4 separate regions of the Homo sapiens genome follow, and all the other regions are linked to region 4. The links are chromatin contacts, found by Hi-C or POLR2A ChIA-PET in ENCODE. All regions are on one chromosome and are shown on one strand. The core of a region is the stretch at or near the end of the contact, and the rest is flanking DNA. Distances in the headings are between cores, read along the strand shown.

What was found. Hi-C counts contacts between places; a loop is a spot of excess contacts on that map. ChIA-PET counts read pairs that join two places held with the same protein, here RNA polymerase II (POLR2A). Pooled maps may share reads with other maps.
Region 1: a map of prostate gland shows a loop between it and region 4 (8-fold over the local background). The contact joins the promoter of PPP1R3E here to the promoter of HNRNPC in region 4. A Hi-C loop is called at or near these places in 2 of 168 maps with a recorded cell type or tissue (naive thymus-derived CD4-positive, alpha-beta T cell and prostate gland), 3 of 37 single-sample maps with no recorded cell type and 14 of 50 pooled maps.
Region 2: a pooled map shows a loop between it and region 4 (16-fold over the local background). The contact joins the promoter of PABPN1 here to the promoter of HNRNPC in region 4. A Hi-C loop is called at or near these places in 2 of 37 single-sample maps with no recorded cell type and 12 of 50 pooled maps.
Region 3: a loop to region 4 is called in a pooled map, with 24 times the contacts of the local background. The contact joins the promoter of NGDN here to the promoter of HNRNPC in region 4. A Hi-C loop is called at or near these places in 1 of 37 single-sample maps with no recorded cell type and 9 of 50 pooled maps. POLR2A ChIA-PET finds 5 or more read pairs at or near these places in 2 of 52 experiments (activated T-cell and naive thymus-derived CD4-positive, alpha-beta T cell).

What each region holds. Positions count from the first base shown.
Region 1 is chr14:23,301,554-23,304,253 of GRCh38, reverse strand. It overlaps PPP1R3E (protein phosphatase 1 regulatory subunit 3E), which reads left to right and starts at 1,395. Exons shown (of 5, transcript NM_001276318.2): 1 at 1,395-2,094; 2 at 2,396-2,700. The coding sequence starts at 1,678. RefSeq lists silencers at 1,609-2,118, 2,199-2,258, 2,269-2,698.
Region 2 is chr14:23,320,130-23,322,829 of GRCh38, reverse strand. PABPN1 (poly(A) binding protein nuclear 1) reads right to left here and starts at 1,373. Exons shown (of 7, transcript NM_004643.4): 1 at 1,010-1,373; 2 at 535-649. The coding sequence starts at 1,360. It overlaps BCL2L2-PABPN1 (BCL2L2-PABPN1 readthrough), which reads right to left. Exons shown (of 8, transcript NM_001387346.1): 4 at 535-649. RefSeq lists enhancers at 1-808, 809-1,620, 1,874-1,943, 1,632-2,282 and silencers at 914-983, 1,044-1,473.
Region 3 is chr14:23,468,431-23,471,130 of GRCh38, reverse strand. It overlaps NGDN (neuroguidin), which reads right to left and starts at 1,428. Exons shown (of 11, transcript NM_001042635.2): 1 at 1,404-1,428; 2 at 1,030-1,089; 3 at 154-225. The coding sequence starts at 1,415. RefSeq lists an enhancer at 725-1,665 and a silencer at 1,752-1,801.
Region 4 is chr14:21,268,037-21,270,736 of GRCh38, reverse strand. It overlaps HNRNPC (heterogeneous nuclear ribonucleoprotein C), which reads left to right and starts at 1,295. Exons shown (of 9, transcript NM_004500.4): 1 at 1,295-1,439. RefSeq lists enhancers at 566-1,191, 1,295-1,554, 1,192-1,816 and a silencer at 1,125-1,204.

The DNA.
Region 1 (2,700 bases), core at 146-2,645, 2.0 Mb before region 4:
CTCTCCCCTCTCTCCCTCAATTCTCTCATCTTTAAACTAGACATAATAGTCTCTATTCCTCTGATGGTTGTATTACATGGGTTAGTATTTGTAAAACCCTTACAACAGTACCTAGCACATTGTAAGTGCTATATTAGATCAGTAGGAAAGTTAGAAAAAAACTAAAAACAACTTCACTTTTTTTTTTCACTAATGTTAAAAAAAAAAAATGAAAGGGGAAAAAGCCAGCTCTGCCCTTCTTGGAAGCTCCCACTGGACCTATAATTCCACAGTCCCAACTCCAAGAGAGTTGTTGGGTGCTTGTTCATTCAATAATTTGAGTGCCTACCATATACTAAAACTCACCATGAATCAGACAAAGCCCCTGCCCTCAAAGGGCTTACACTTGGATTAGAAATCAGAACTCCACCACTTTTTTACAGATAAGAACACTGAGTTCAGAGTATGGCTCTGAGTTCAGGGGTGGCTCACACCTGTAATCCCAGCACTTTGGGAGGCCGAGGCGGGCAGATCACCTGAGATCAGGAGTTCAAGACCAGCCTGGCCAAGATGGTGAAACCCCGTGTCTACTAAAAATACAAAAATTAGCCGGGCGTGGTGGTGGACGCCTGTAATCCCAGCTACTCAGGAGGCTGAGGCAGGAAAACCGCTTGAACCGGGGAGGCAGAAGTTGCAGTGAGCCGAGATCACGCCACTGCACTCCAGCCTGGGCGACAGAGCGAGACTCCATCTCACACTCACACACACACACACACACACACACACACGAGAACACTGACTCCAGAGAAGTTATGCCTTGCTTGCTCAAGGTCACTAGAAGCTAGGTCTTCCTGCAGTTCTCAGTTCGGGTGCCATATTCTCACCTTCTATTTGAAAGACTCTACCTAGCTTTCATGACCTTTCCTTCTTTGCACGCACCACCACCCCCTGCCCAAACCAGGAGCCTAGGTTTCAGAAAAGAAAACAGTGAACCCCAAAGATAAAGTCACATGCTGGGCGTTTTGAACCTTCCCCTGCAAGAAAATGAAAGGTTATTTTTTCTTCCCGGCGTTAACCTTTCCTGTGCTGTGCCGGAAAAGTTGAGGACTTTTTACATTTTATTATTATTATTATTGTAGAGATCAGGGGTCTCACTATGACGCCCAGGCTGGTCTTGAACTCCAGGCTTCAAGCGATCCTCCCACCTCGGCCTCCCAAAGTGCTGGGATTTGAGGCGTGAGCCATCGCGTCCCGTCCGTGGATGTTTTTTTTAAAAGGTTGAGTAGCTTCACTCGGGACCGCAAAGGTGGAGTCCCCGCCCCCTGGTGCAGCAGCGAAGACAAGCGGAGCCACCTGTCAGAGGGCTGTGGGCGGGGGCGCCCGGGCCGTGAGGGCCTTGGAACCGGAGGGTGAGTGCAGTTGAGCGCACGCTCAGAGCAGACCGCTAGCAGGAGGCAGGATGTGATAGTCTAAGACCCTGGAAGCTGACGGCCAGAGGGAGGGAAGGGTGGTCACAGAGGAGAGGCAAAGCAACGGGAGGTGGAGGATCCTGGAGGTGTCTGCAAGGAGAATACACAGCAGCGAGGGGCTGCAGAAGCGGACCCAGCGACTTCTGCGCTGACGCGGGGCGGGCGGGAGAGAGGAAGAGAGGGGAGCGCGGTGGCGCTGCGAGCTGGCCCCGCCGGGGAAGGGGCTGCCATGTCCCGTGAGCGGCCCCCGGGCACCGACATTCCCCGCAACCTGAGCTTCATCGCCGCGCTAACGGAGCGCGCCTACTACCGTAGCCAGCGGCCCAGCCTCGAGGAGGAGCCGGAGGAGGAGCCAGGCGAGGGCGGGACGCGGTTCGGGGCCCGATCCCGCGCTCACGCACCGAGTCGGGGCCGCCGGGCCCGATCTGCACCAGCCGGAGGCGGCGGGGCCCGGGCGCCCCGCAGCCGTAGCCCAGACACCCGCAAGAGAGTGCGTTTCGCCGACGCACTGGGGTTGGAGCTGGCTGTCGTGCGCCGCTTCCGTCCCGGTGAGCTGCCCCGGGTGCCCCGCCACGTGCAGATCCAATTGCAGAGGGACGCCCTCCGCCACTTCGCGCCCTGCCAGCCCCGCGCCCGCGGCCTCCAGGTAGGCGGCGGGGGCACCTCCCCTCCTGGGGACCTCCTCCAGTCGGCCGCAGCGGGCTTGTGGGAGTGGATTTGCCAAAGAGCACCCATCTCCATCCCATCCCTGGGCTTGCGCCTGCCCATCCCTTTTGGGGACCCCATCTGCGAGTGGCTCTAGGCCACCCTGGCAGCTGGGCCGCACTCTGCCGGCCTGGACGCCGGGGTCGGCCTCTGATTGGTCCAGTGCCTTGCTCTGACACCGCCCCCTGTCTCTCCCCTCTCTCCGCCCTGGGCTCCCTCCTCCCGCTTCTTCTTTCCCCCAGGAGGCGCGCGCCGCCCTGGAGCCGGCCAGCGAGCCCGGCTTCGCCGCCCGCTTGCTGACGCAGCGCATCTGCCTGGAACGCGCCGAGGCGGGCCCGCTGGGCGTGGCCGGGAGCGCGCGCGTGGTGGACCTGGCCTACGAGAAGCGCGTGAGCGTGCGCTGGAGCGCCGACGGCTGGCGGAGCCAACGCGAGGCGCCAGCCGCCTACGCCGGTCCGGCCCCGCCCCCGCCGCGCGCCGACCGCTTCGCCTTCCGCCTGCCCGCGCCGCCGATTGGGGGCGCCCTGCTCTTCGCCTTGCGCTACCG
Region 2 (2,700 bases), core at 124-2,623, 2.1 Mb before region 4:
AGGTACTCACTAAATATTCAATAAATTGAAAGAATTAATACACACTTAAAACAGTATAGGAATCCCTCCTGCCTCCAAATCAAATCCCTAATGAATGGCTTTGGTTGAAATGCTTTTAAGAGTGAGCAAAATTAAGTGGGCTGAGACTCCACATTTCTAGATTAAAGGGGAAACCCCTTGCAGCTTGCTTTCTCTTAGAATCCTAAAGCGTCTCCAATTGGAGGAAAAACTATTAGATTTGAAGGTCAAATGCGAGCACGCAACCTCTACAAAGAAAGATAGACGTAGACTAAGAACAAAGAGCAACACAATTATAACAGGCACAAAGGGAGGCACAAGGCTACCACCACCAAAATATACGTTCTGCCTCACAAAGGTCAGAGGAACACACAACGGACTATGACCGCGGCACAGTCATAATAGCTCAGACAAGCAGCTCCAGGGTGCCGAGTATCTAACCCCACATTCCCCATCCTCCCCACAACCCTTCCAACCCGAGAACCCGGGCTCCGCGTGCAACCGCCAGTTACTCACCATTGCCTGGAGGTGGACTCATATTCATCTGCTTCTCTACCTCGTTCTGTAGCTCCTTTAGCTTCTCAGCTTCTTCCTCCATCTCCCTGACTCGAGCTTTGATAGCTTCCAGCTCCTAATATAAGTGGGGAGGGTATGGAGGACAGCTTAAGAGGAACCAACGCAGGGGCTGTGCCCTGCTCTCGGCCAGAGCGCGGCCTCAGCCATGCTCGGCCATTTCCCTCGCCCCATGCGAGGGTCGTGATAAAAGAAAAGCTACCCTCTCTAGAACAACACTAGGCAACCGTGACGCCCGAATCAAGCCAGTCGGGCCCCTTGTAGTGATCGCTGACCCATCCCCGGCCCGACCCGGCCCCAGCCACGTTATTCCCCGCCCAACCCCACCCCCCGCCTGCCACCCGCTCGCCCGAGCTCTGGGCCTCCAGTGACCCGGCCGGCCAGCCGCCGGCCTGCTCGCTCGCCCTCCTTCCCTCACCGGGTCCTCAATGGCGCCGTCCCCCGGGTCACCCTCGACCAGTCCCGGCTCCTCCTCCTCCTCTTGGCTGCCGGGGGCTCCCGAACCAGGCCCAGGGCCCGGAGCTCCCGGGGGGGCGCGGGGCCGGGGCGGCTCCTCTTCGGGCTCGGGCTCCGGCTCGGGCTCCAGCAGCAGCTCCTCAGGCTCCAGTTCCTCAGACTCCAGGCCGTTCCCGTAGTCCCCTGCGCCCCCCGGGGCCCCCTCCCCGGCCTCCCCACCGGCCCCGGGCACAAGATGGCGCCGCCGCCCCGGCCCGGAGCCCCGACCGCCCGCAGCCCCCGCTGCTGCTGCCGCCGCCGCCGCCGCCGCCATCGCCGCTCAGACTGGGGCCCGCCGCCCGGCGATTGGAGAGCTGCGCCGGCCACGCCGAGGACTCATTAGTCAAGCTGCCTGCCCGTCACCATGAGCTAGTACTCCATTGGGGAATATTACTTGGCAATCAAATAAGGCCCCACCTCTAAGGCGGGGCACTGCGCCAAATTCTCAAATCCCGGTAGGGGAAATCTGCCTGTCAATCAACACGCGTCCCACCTCCTATCGAGTCCTTAGGTAATAATACCGCCACGCTGTGACGATATTCCTGCTTCTCCCCGGCCTACGGGCGGGCCCGCGAAGTATGGGACGCTCCGTGATTGGCCCTAGCTAGGCGACTGGAAAGGACCAATCTTCCGATCGCCTCACCGCAGTGGCCCAGTCTCAGATGCCGATTGGCTTGCGAGAGTCGAAGGGGTGACACTCGTTTCGTGACAGGTGAACCTTGCCCCCGAAAGGACTGCCGGGCTTCAAACTTGGGAAACCCGAGGTCACATGACTAGCCAGTCCTAGGGGGCCGCCATCTTGATACTACTGCTTGCCAGCTAGTGAGCTGTTGGCCGGGTGAGGCCCAAAACAGAGCAGCAGTTTCAGGAAACTTGTATCTCGACCAGGAAGCACCAGTAGATGGGATGTTGCTGAAAATGGAGGTTGTGAATGAAGCATTCCAGGAGGGAGCTTACTTTCCCCATCCAGGTTATTGGCACCATCATCCACTAGCTCTCCCGCACCAGAAAGCAGGGAGGATTCCTCAGTCCAGAGCTACTAGTCACAAGTCCTGTCTGTCCCGCCCTCTTGCGTAGGCCTTCTGCTCCCCAGTTCCATTTTCTTTTTCCTGGACAGCTTCCAATGTCACCCCTCCAATCTGCACCGCTAACAGACTGGCCCCCCTTTGCTGGCGAGGTAAAGTCTCAAAACCGTAAATCACGGCCTTCGATACGCCAGCATGTGGTTACTTTGTGGATGTTGTTTCCTTCCACTCTTCTCGTTCCTTTGGGTGTACCTGCACCCAGTCTGTGCCTCTAACATGTAGTCCCCCTTCAATCAAACCACTGCAAACCCCAGCTTCCCCTCATTTCCCAGGACAAGTGGGCCTATCTCCACGGCGCGCTTAATTGTTTTACTGTTTCCTAACTAGGTTGTGAGCGCCTGCAGATGAGGGGCCGGTTCCTATTTATATTCGCATCTCCACGGCCTGGCAATATGCCTACCACATAATGTCCTGTTAGATGTTTGTTGATTGAACAGGCATTGATTGGGGATTTGGGTGCCACCCTTCATTTAAGCCCTCAAGCCCCCAAGATCCCAGAGGAATTTCTCCTGGCAGGTTCCCACTACAC
Region 3 (2,700 bases), core at 179-2,678, 2.2 Mb before region 4:
CTTTGTCTTCCCTCTAGACTTCAGCACAGAAACTGGATCATATTTATGTTTGAAGCTCGAGCACTTAGGATATATAAGACACAATAAACATACAATGAAAGAACTACTGAGAACATTAAGTCAGGGGATGCTTACTGTTTGAGTACATCTTACCTTTTCTGTAGGATAGGCACCAGCTTGAACTTTTTGTGTCAGTGATTTCACTTGTGCAGTTACAGCCATCACCTGAAATTAGCCCAAATAAAACAAGTGATTAGATTATATCAAATTATGTCTGCAAACTGTGAAGAGCAAAAGCTAAACAATGCCACCTAAAAATTATCTGAAACACTGTCTAAAGTATAGTACTATCTTCTCACTTCTCGGAAAGCATAGGAGAGATGGTTCTTCAAAAAGTTTAAAAAAAAAAAAACTTTCCACTTCTTAAAGAAGAGACCATCTTTTACTGAACCACAGGGAGGAGAAAAGGACTGAGAGAGTAGTGACTGAAGCACTGTAATTTTGTTTGTACTAGTTGAACTTACAATGCATAGAACTACATAACTCCCCGACTTATGACTTAATTTCCACTTTACGAGGGTGTAAAAGAAATATGCATTCGGTAGAAACCGTCCTTTTCTCGTGATGCTGGGCAGCGGCATCAAGCCTAAATTTCGACTTATGAGGTTTTCGAATTACAATGGGTTTATCAGGCCATAACCTCCATCGTTAAGTCGAGAAGCATCTGTATATAAGTGTGTATTACCTGGGCACCCAAAGGGCAAGTCATGTTACCATTCCAAGCACTGGTTTCCTTAGCTATATGAATAAAGGAAAACTATTCATATAATTTCTTTTTGGAGTTTCTTGTATTCCCTTGGGTGCAGAATCAATTACTTAGAATTCTGGCGTGAAAAGGTTTTGATTACATCATTTTACTCTAAGGTTTTTGGAAGCATTCACGTATCTCAATCACCAAAGTTTTGAGGTGAAGTACACAAACTCAAAGCCAATCCGTGACTAATTTATTCCAGAGGCGACACTACTCACTTGCTCCTGGAGATTTTTCAGAAGTGTCACGGCACTTGGCAGGTCGGACTCCAGCACCCCCTACAGAAGGGAGAGGAGGCGTAAAGAAAAGTCATTCTTTCCTCAGGATTATAGGAAAGTGGAACGTCTAGGGTGGGAAACTGCCCTCTCTCCGTCAGACACCCAGACTCGGGGCCTTCACACTCGGGTTCACAGACTCGCCTTAAAGCCAGCCCCTTGGGTTACCGGACAGGAACGGTAACTCTAGGGAGGCCGCCTCCCTGAAGCAACTTTCATCACCACCCTTCCCTGGTACCAACAGTTTGCCTCCAGCCGCTGAAGGCAAAGGACAACTCCACAATAGCTACGCGAGGAAGAAACCACACCAAACTCACCAGCGCCGCCATCTTCGCAAAGCCCACCCCTTCCGGTGTCGTACTTCCTGAGCGCTAAGGGCGACTTGATAGATTTGATAGACAACTGCCGCTTGCAAATCTAAGCCAATACGAATAAGGGCTTTCTCACTTCCGCCCCCAACAGGATAAACGAGAGGAGGAGTCTGATCTGGCCAATGGAATAAAGGAACTGGCTAAATTCGTCAGACTCAGAAAGAGTCGTCAGGACGAAAAAAAGCACTTGGCAAAGAGCGTGTGATTGGTAGACTGAGTAAAATGATTGACGGCAAGCCAATAAGAGACAGTCAAATAATTGATTGACAGTTGGAAGGACCAATAGAAAAAAGGAATTAGCAGAGCGAACTTAGCGCGTATTGGCTCCCGTCTGCCGCAGCACCCAGAGTCTTTTTTCACGGCACTTTTCTTGTAGTGCGTGAACCGGCCGCTAGGTGATGGGCCTTGGCTTGGCTTTGCGGTGTCGACATTGCAGAGCCGCCATTGCTGGCTGCTCATCCAACGGCCACCGCGCCAAATGCCTTACAGACCCGGTGGCCCTGGAATCGATTCTGTAACACTACTCCTTGTGTGACCGTGGACAAGTCACTCGGTCTCTGAGCCTTCTTCATCTGTAAATAAGAGAGCGAGGCTAGAGAAGCCCAGAGCCAGAGTTTAGAAACCGAGTGCGAGGACACCTGCCCTCTTGGTGTGCACTGTGGAGCGCTGAGAAACGGCTCCAATAACGCCCCGACACTCTTCGCTCCTACCAGTTTGGGGACATGAAAAGAATACGTTTTACAAATTGGGGAACGGTTCATATTTACATGACTTACCGCGGTCACACAGGTCTTCAGCAGAACTTGGTTCAAACTCTGGCAGTGCATGTTTCAGTATAACCTGCCTCATCATTACCCAGTGCTTTCAGATGTGTTCTCTCACTCTGGTTTTTCACAAGCTGGTGAAGTAGGTTGGACGGATACTCATTGTTCCCATCCCATGCCTTAGGAAATAAAGCACCGAAAGGGTGAATGATAGTGTATAATTTTTTGTTCACAACTCGTCCAACAGAGCTGGGTCTAGAAATCAGATCTTACCGACTTGAAGCTGTCTTTTGGAATTAAGAATAACACCTGTATCTGGGCAGGTGAGGTAAGGAAATCCTGGTATCTAGATCTTGCTGGATTCAAGAAGGCAGGAGGGTGTTCAGTCCCCACTCCTCTAACATTTAATTTGCTGCTTCAGGCCCACTGTGGAAGCTCAGGATGCTGTTGCAGCATACTTAGTCAATTATCCAGTAGCT
Region 4 (2,700 bases), core at 46-2,545:
CATATTTTTCGTCTTTGCTTTTTAAAATAGTTTAAAGTGGTCTGGCGTGGTGGCTCACGCCTATAATCTTATCACTTTGGGAGGCAGAGGCGGGCGGATCACCTGAACAGTCTGGCCAACATGGCGAAACCCCATCTGTACTAAAAATACAAAAATTAGCTGGACATGGTGGCGCGCACCTGTAGTTCCAGCTACTCAGGAGGCTGAGGCAGGAAAATCGCTTGAACCCGGGAGGCGGAGGTTGCAGTGAGCCAAGATCGCGCCACTGCACTCCAGCCTGGGCGACAGTGACTCTGCCTCAAAAAAAAAAAAAAAAAAAAAAAAAAAAGAAAAGAAAAAAGAAACCGCTGGCTTAGTAGAGCTGATGCTACCCCACTGCGTGCGCAGTTCCTATAATGTAACCAGAGAGACTGGCAGGTGACGGGGGTAGGTAGGAGACAAGCCATTTCAAGAGGAGGGAAATTAAGGGACCAGATTTGGAAGGATGGGCCAATTTTGCTGGCACTTAAGATATTAGATGCCCTGGGGCCAGAGGCCAGGATTCTGCACTTCCTTTTTATATTGGAGAGGAATAAGGAAGTCAGTTGGTTTCGATGGAACATGTGTTGTCTGAAGAAGGGTTTAATAGGCCAAGAAGCAGATGTCTACGAGGTAGCTGACATTCGAATCTGGAACTGAGAAAGGGTCTGGGGTTGGAAAAACTGCAGGACTGGTTAGTTTTCTACACACTTTAACAAGGCCTAGTCACTGCTGCTCCCTCCTCATTTTAAGAAAAGTCCTTTCTTTATTCACATTGCACAACGGAGGCTTCATTTCGCGCTTTTTTTTCCCTAGGCCCGGGGCTGGGGCAGGTCTTTTGCGCCCGTCACCTAACTACGCCCCTCAACCCTTTCCCCGCCCCCGCGCAGCCGGAAATCCGAGGTCTGGGCGGATCTTCTACTAGGCACTCTAAGGGGCAGCGATAGGACGCCGCGGCCGCCAATCAGGCCTCCCAGATACCCGGATGTGAGACGGTGCGCGATACAAAGGCGAGTTTCCACCCAGAGGGTCGTCCCGTGCAATAGCCAATAAGCATTCTCCAGGCAATAAATGACAGGAAAACTAACCAGTTATAAACTAGTTTCTCTCACGCATGTGGAAATTCGCCTGCTTAGTCTAACCCACTGCTAATTGTGATTGGATATCATTGTGAGGAGCGGTTGAACTGTCTAATTAGGAGCGGGAGCGAAAAAACGCACAGCCAATAGGAAGATTCTCAGGAATGGGGCGGGGACTAGGCCTTCGCCTCGGCGGCAGAGGAGACTCGGGGGCCATTTTGTGAAGAGACGAAGACTGAGCGGTTGTGGCCGCGTTGCCGACCTCCAGCAGCAGTCGGCTTCTCTACGCAGAACCCGGGAGTAGGAGACTCAGAATCGAATCTCTTCTCCCTCCCCTTCTTGGTAAGTGGAGAGGGCGGACGCAGGGAAGGCGCTGGGTTTTTCGGGAAGCGAGAGGGGGTGTGGGAGAGAAGATGTGGGAATCCTTCCCCCTAACTAACCGGGCCCTCATTTATTCTGCTTGTTTTGGGGGATTAGGTTGAAGCCGGGGGCAGTTTTATAGGCCTCAGCCTCTGTATAGGTTTAACCTGGTGTCCTCTAGGCCACGATCGCCAGGGAAAATGTCCTTTTTTCGCTCTTCCTGTGTTAACGGCTGCTTTCCTTTCATTTTCTACGACCGCGAGGACTACGGGATCATGAAAATGAAGATCGTGATGCTCATTAATATAGTCGAAGTTAACGTAGCGCCGATGCCTTCTATTACCTCCGTTCTTCTTACATGTAAAAAGTGGGGGAGGGGAAGGGGGAAGGTTACCAAGTAGATGTATCGCGAGCCTTTAAATCCTGGATCGTGCCGCGTGGCCTACGAGAAAGGTTTAACAAAAGATTCAGCATTTTACTGATAACTTTTTATTTTATTTCTCTCTATGAGCAAATGATGGAGCTCGAAGTAGTTATTTTCACTTACATTTGTAAAAGGAAATATTGTGATATAACTATATTAATATTTACAGCTGACTTTTCATCTGCAGGTTACAAAACACTTGAAATATATAAGTTAGTGGAACTTTGCTTGAGGTAGGTATTAACTCTCTTTCTCAGACGGAAACTGAGGCAGAAAAGTGTTGGTTGCTAGGGTCATATTAAGTCAGTAGCAGCACTAGTAAGGAATTTGACCACGAGGTCAGTCGAGTGGTTTTTACCTAGTTAATGGAATACCTAGTTAATATAGTTCTAAAACTACTGTATTGCAATCTTTGCCAAGAACCTGATGACGGAAACCACGAGGTAACTGGAAATTCCCAAATTGCGCTTAAGAAAAATACTACGAGACTTGAGAATTTTTTAACGTAACTTCCTAAGTGTAAGATGACAAAATTTGACTTTCGGGATATTCTGGCGTTAATTTTCCCGTCCGCCTAAATGTGGGCAAAAATTCACAGCTACGTTATATTAAGCAAATATTAACAGTGCCTATTATTTGCTGGGTGCTGAAATTTGATAAAAAACTTAAAAGTTAAAAAAAATTGTTTAGATCTTTAGTGTCACATTGACTTATCTGGGACATCGCTTTTTTTAATCCTCACATGAGATTTGGCTAAGTTTATTTTTCACAATCTGTTAATCTCACAAAAACTAAAGCTGTTAAGCACAGTTTAAACCC